Regions from separate parts of the Homo sapiens genome. Here region 2 is linked to region 1. Evidence: read pairs that join two places in POLR2A ChIA-PET (ENCODE). Cell type or tissue: HepG2. All regions are shown on one strand. Links, peaks and the distances in the headings refer to the core of each region. The heading gives the core; the rest is flanking DNA.

What was found. ChIA-PET counts read pairs that join two places held together with the same protein. Peaks named below come from ENCODE experiments on the same cell type or tissue, not always from the same donor. Only the 100,000 strongest peaks of a DNase experiment are listed, where the experiment ranks them.
Region 2: POLR2A ChIA-PET joins it to region 1 with 16 read pairs; 2 of 35 experiments call an interaction of 5 or more read pairs at or near these places.

The regions. Positions count from the first base shown.
Region 1 is chr16:30,497,175-30,500,087 of GRCh38, forward strand. ITGAL (integrin subunit alpha L) reads left to right here. Exons shown (of 31, transcript NM_002209.3): 16 at 1,900-2,060; 17 at 2,164-2,315. ITGAL-AS1 (ITGAL antisense RNA 1) reads right to left here and starts at 2,380. Exons shown (of 2, transcript NR_186415.1): 1 at 2,190-2,380; 2 at 1,256-1,977. In HepG2, for the core only: no CTCF peak of the experiment used is centred there; no DNase peak of the experiment used is centred there.
Region 2 is chr16:30,149,534-30,152,446 of GRCh38, forward strand. No RefSeq gene overlaps it. Among named protein-coding and RNA genes, the nearest start is that of MAPK3, 28 kb to the left of the region's middle. In HepG2, for the core only: no CTCF peak of the experiment used is centred there; no DNase peak of the experiment used is centred there.

The DNA.
Region 1 (2,913 bases), core at 289-2,788:
TCTACTAAAAATACAAAAATTAGCCAGGCGTGGTGGCGGGTGCCTGTAGTCGCAGCTACTCGGGAGGCTGAGGCAGGAGAATGGCGTGAACCCAGGAGGCGGAGCTTGCAGTGAGCCGAGATCGCGCCCCTGCACTCCAGCCTGGGTGACAGAGTGAGACTCCGCCTCAAAAAAAAAAAAAGATTAACAGGGTGTGGTGGCTCATGTGGGTAATCCCAGCACTTTGAGAGGCTGTGGCAGGAAGATTACTTGAGCTCAAGAGTTTGAGACCAGCCTGGGCAACACAGTGGGACACCATCTGTACTTTTTTTTTTTCTTTTGAGAGAGAGTCTTGCACTGTTGCCCAGGCCAGAGTGCAGTGGTGCGATCTTGGCTCACTGTAACCTCCACCTCCTGGGTTCAAGCGATTCTCCTGCATCAGCCTCCCAAGTAGCTGGGATCACAGGCATGCACCACCATGCCCTGCTAATTTTTTTGTATTTTTAGTAGAGACGGGGTTTCGCCATGTTGGCCAGGCTGGTTTTGAACTCCTGACCTCAAGGGATCCGCCCGTCTCGGCCTCCCAAAGTGCTAGGATTACAGAGTGAGCCACCGTGCCCAGCCCTTTTCTTTTTTTTTTTTAATTGGCCAGGTATGGTGGTGCATGACTGTAGGCCCAGCTACTTGGGAGGCTAAGGCAGGAGGATGACTTGAGCCTGGGAGGTCGAGGTTGCAGTGAGCTGTGATCATGCCACTGTACTCCAGCCTGAGCTACAGAGTGAGATCCTACCACAAAAAAATAATAAATAGGCCGGATGCAATGACTCATGCCTGTAATCCAGCACTTTGGGAGGCCGAGGTGGGTGGATCATTTGAGGTCAGGTGGACGTGGTTGTGGGGGCCCCTCTGGAGGAGCAGGGGGCTGTATACATCTTCAATGGGAGGCACGGGGGGCTTAGTCAGGAGTTCAAGACCAGCCTGGCCAACCTGTTGAAACCCCATCTCTACTAAAAATACAAAAATTAGCTGGGCATGGTGGCATGCGCCTGTAATCCCAGCTACTCGGGAGGCTGAGGCAGGAGAATTGCTTGAGCCCAAGAGGAGGATCTCAAAAAAAAAAAAAAAAATAGGAGCCAGGCACTGGGGCTCACTCCCGTAATCCCAGCTACACAGGAGTCTGAGACAAGAGGATCGCTGGAGGCCAGGAGTGTGAGGATGCAGTGAGCTATGACTGCACCACTGCACTCCAGCCTGAGCAACAAAGCGAGGCTCTAACAACAACAAAAGCTGCAACTTTATTATGAAGCATAATAAAATTCATGCAAGCATCACTGAAGGCTTAAACATAAGCATGAAAGTAACTCAGTATGATTTCTCTTCCTAAGAGCTTTCTCTTCTTCATGGAAAATGGGTCAGAGGCTGCTAGAATGAACTGGGAGCCCTAATTAGTTATCACCATTATTGGCCAGGCATGGTGGCTCATGCCTATAATCCCAGCACTTTGGGAGCCCAAGCCGGGAGGATTGCTTGAGCTCAGGAGTTCAAGACCACCCTGGACAACATAGGAAGGTCCCTTCTCTACAAAAATTTATTTAAAGTTAGCCAGGTGTGGTGGCACATGCCTGTGGTCCCAGATCCTTGGGAGGCTGAGGTGGGAGGATTACTAGAGCCTGGGAGGCCGAGGCTGTAGTGAGCTGTTATCATGCCACTGCACTCCAGCCTGGGCAACAGGGTGAGACCCTCTCTCAAAATAAATAAATAAAAAGTATCATTATTATTTTCCTTAAGAGGAGACAGTGACATGTTGAGGTCTGCTTTAGGGAAGGAGAGTTCTCTGGCTTTGCTGGCGGGAGCCCCACATCTGAGGGGGGACGTGCAGTTGGGTTGGAGGGAGAGAGTTGGTTGCCTTCTGCCCTGCAGCTCCCGGCCCGTGGTGGATATGGTCACCCTGATGTCCTTCTCTCCAGCTGAGATCCCAGTGCATGAAGTGGAGTGCTCCTATTCAACCAGTAACAAGATGAAAGAAGGAGTTAATATCACAATCTGTTTCCAGATCAAGTCTCTCATCCCCCAGTTCCAAGGTCAGAGCTCTCCTCCTGCTCCCAGGGCAGCTGCCGCCCCAAATCCAGGCTTATGGCCTGGGATCCCCCACCATTTAACTCTTGCCTTTTCCGCCCTGCCCAGGCCGCCTGGTTGCCAATCTCACTTACACTCTGCAGCTGGATGGCCACCGGACCAGAAGACGGGGGTTGTTCCCAGGAGGGAGACATGAACTCAGAAGGAATATAGCTGTCACCACCAGCATGTCATGCACTGACTTCTCATTTCATTTCCCGGTAAGGGAGCCAGCGCCAATGCTCTGGGATGAGCTACCTGCAGGGGCAGGCTCAGCTCCGTCACTGTCCAGTGGGTGACACGTCACTTCCATCCCTCTGTGCTGTCACTTCCTCTCCTGTGCAATGGTAGTAATAACACCCTTAGCATATTTTCTTCTAGTGTTTTTTTTAAATTATATATATATGTGTATATATATGTATATATATGTGTATATATATATATGTATATATATATATATATATATTTTTTTTTTTTTGACACAGAGTCTCGCTCTGTCACCCAGGCTGTAGTGCAGTGGCACGGTCTCACTTACTACAGCACGATCTCGGCTCATGGCCACCTCCACCTCCTGGGTTCAAGCAATTCTCCTGCCTCAGTCTCCCGAGTACCTGGGATTACAGGCACCTGCCACTATGCCTAGCTAATTTTTGTATTTTTGGGAGAGATAGGGTTTCACCATGTTAGTCAGGCTGGTCTCGAACTCCTGACCTCTGGTGATCTGCCTGCATTGGCCTCCCAAAGTGCTGGGATTACAGGCATGAGCCATCGCTCCTGGCCTATTTTATATTATTTATTTATTTATTTATTTATTTATTT
Region 2 (2,913 bases), core at 116-2,615, 350 kb before region 1:
GAAAAAAACTTTGACAAAATTCAACATTCTTTCGTAAGAAAAAAACCATGCAACAAACTACAAGTAAAAGACAACTTCCTCTACCTGATAAAGAGCATCTGTGAAAAACCCACAGCTGACATCATACTTAATGGTGAAAGTTCCTGACAGATCAAAATAAGACAAGGAAGTCCGCTCTTACCACTTTTATTCTGTATTGTACTGGAGATTCTAGCCAGGAAAATTAAGCAAGAAAGTGAAATAAAAGGCATCTAGATTGGAAAGAAAGAAGTGAAACTATCTATAGATTACATGATCTTGTATATAGAAAATATACAAGATCCAAGGCCGGGCGTGGTGGCTTATGCCTGTAATGCCAGCATTTGGGAGGCCAAAGTGGGCAGATCATTTGAGATCAGCAGTTTGAGACCAGCCTGGCAAACATGGTGAAACTCCGTCTCTACTAAAAATACAAAAAATTAGCTGGGCATGGTGGTGCACACCTGTAATCCCAGCTACTCAGAGTCTGAGGCAGGAGAATCCCTTGAAGCTGGTAGGCAGAGTTTGCAGTGAGCTGAGATCGTGCCACTGCACTCCAGCCTGGGTGACAGAGTCAGACTCTGTCTCAAACAAAACAAAACAAAAACAAAAAAAGAAAATATATAAGATCCTGTAAATCCTAAGGAACCCACTAAAAAATCAGAACTTTAATCGCCAGGGAAATGCAAATCAAAACCTCTGAAGAAAAAACACAAACTGTTTTTTTTCTTGGCTCTCACACCACAGTAACAATCACTACAGAAGTCTTCTGTGACCGGGCTGGGTGCGGTGGCTCACATCTGTAATCCCAGCACTTTGGGAGGCCAAGGTGGGTGGATCACGAGGTCAGGAGTTCAAGAACAGCCTGACCAACGTGGTGAAAACCTATCTCTACTAAAAACACAAAAAGAATAGCCAGGTGTGGTGGCAGGCACCTGTAATCCCAGCTACTGGGGAGGCTGAGGCAGGAGAAATGCTTGAACCAGGGAAGCAGAGGTTGCAGTGAGCAGAGATCACACCACTGAACTCCAGCCTGGGCAACAGAGTGAGACTTGGTCTCAAAAAAAAAAGAAAAGAAAAGGAAAAGAAAAAAGAAAAAAAAAAGAAGTCTTCTGTGACCAAATGTTGGGGGGAACTCCTGCCAACACCAAGCAAACAACCAATTCTCCAATGGACAATTCTGAATTGAGTGTCCTCCAATTCAATTCCAACACTATCTACCTGAAGATAGCATCAGATCCCACAAGTTGAGGGTTCAATCCCACAAGACTGCACCCCTACACACACCAGAACTTCTGACCGACTGGCTTCAAATTGGGGTTTCCATGATTCCCTCTTTTTTTTTTTTTTTTTTTTTTTTTTTTGAGACAGAGTCTCCTCTGCCACCCATGCTGGAGTGCAGTGGCAGAGATCTCAGCTCACTGCAAGCTCCGCCTCCCAGGTTCATGCCGTTCTCCTGCCTCAGCCTCCTGAGTAGCTGGGACTACAGGTGCATGCCACAACGCCCAGCTAATTTTTTGTATTTTTAGTAGAGATGGGGTTTCACTGTGTTAGCCAGAGATGGTTTCGATCTCCTGACCTCGTGATCCGTCCGCCTCGGCCTTCCAAAGTGCTGGGGTTACAGGCATGAGCCACCATGTCTGGCACAGCTCTCTCTTTAGTGAGAGTGGGGACTTCTGAGAGGAAAAGACCAGCAGGTGGGGGATGTGCCATATTTTATAGTCAGATTTGAGGATGTGGTGCCTGATTTACATAGGACTCACAGATTGGTTTGATCAAGAGTGATATTACATAGCATGCAGGGAAGGCTGGCTGCCTCACCCTAATCATATTATGCAAATGAACTTTCCCCTTGGCCTTCGCCATCTTGTCTGCTCTTTACTGTACACGTGGCTGACAAAGAGAAGGGAAGATGGAGCCACCATCTTGAACATGATTGGCACAACTGCCAACATCTATGTCTGCAGCTCGATTTTACAGGCTACTCTTCGTTAGAAAGGAAAATAATTTGGGGCTGCTTTTCATTAAAAGGAGAACCTTACCAAAGACTTCTGTACCCTTACTATCTGCCTAAGTAATTTCTTCTTAACTCCTGTATGACCTCCACATGGTCAGCTATCCGGAAGCTCCCTAAGCCCTGTCCTTTTGGCCTTTTATGGAGACTTAATTGGATAGGCATGACTCAAGCATGGACAAATGTGTAGAAAGGTGATTGGTCAAAAAGGGCACGATCTAATACTAATACCCTGAATGGGGAACCCCAGCAAGGCCCTTGTGTTCAGCAACTCCTTGGCCTCTCTGTGCAGCTTTCCTTCCTCCAGGGTATGGGCAGGAGTCCTACCGAAATGAAGGTGTCATCAACTACACTCAGACAAGGTATGTCAGAGAGTTTCTTTATGGCCAATTTCAATACAGAAAGGTAGGGGAAGATTCCTGCCTTGGTGAGAAAAAGAAGCAGGTGAAAGGAGAGCAGGAGAAGGTCAAACAGAGAGAGAGAGTTTTTTTTTTTTTTTTTGAGACGGATTCTTGCTCTGTTGCTCAGGCTAGAGTGCAGTGATCTCCGCTCACACTAACCTCCGCCTCCCAGGTTCAAGCGATTCTCCTGCTTCAGCCTCCTAACTGGGACTACAGGCGCCCGCCACCACACCTGGCTAATTTTTGTATTTGTAGTAAAGACGGGGTTTCACCATGTTGGCCAGGCTGGTCTTGAACTCCCGACCTCGTGATTCACCCACCTTGGCCTCCCAAAGAGCTGGGATTACAGGCATGAGCCACCACACCCAGCCAAGAGATTCTTTTTTCAATGAGGCCTGCTTCAGAGGATTGCAGCACTCCAGCATTCTAGCAAGAGCTATGGGAGCTGTGAACCAGGAACTGTGGACAAAATCTAGATGT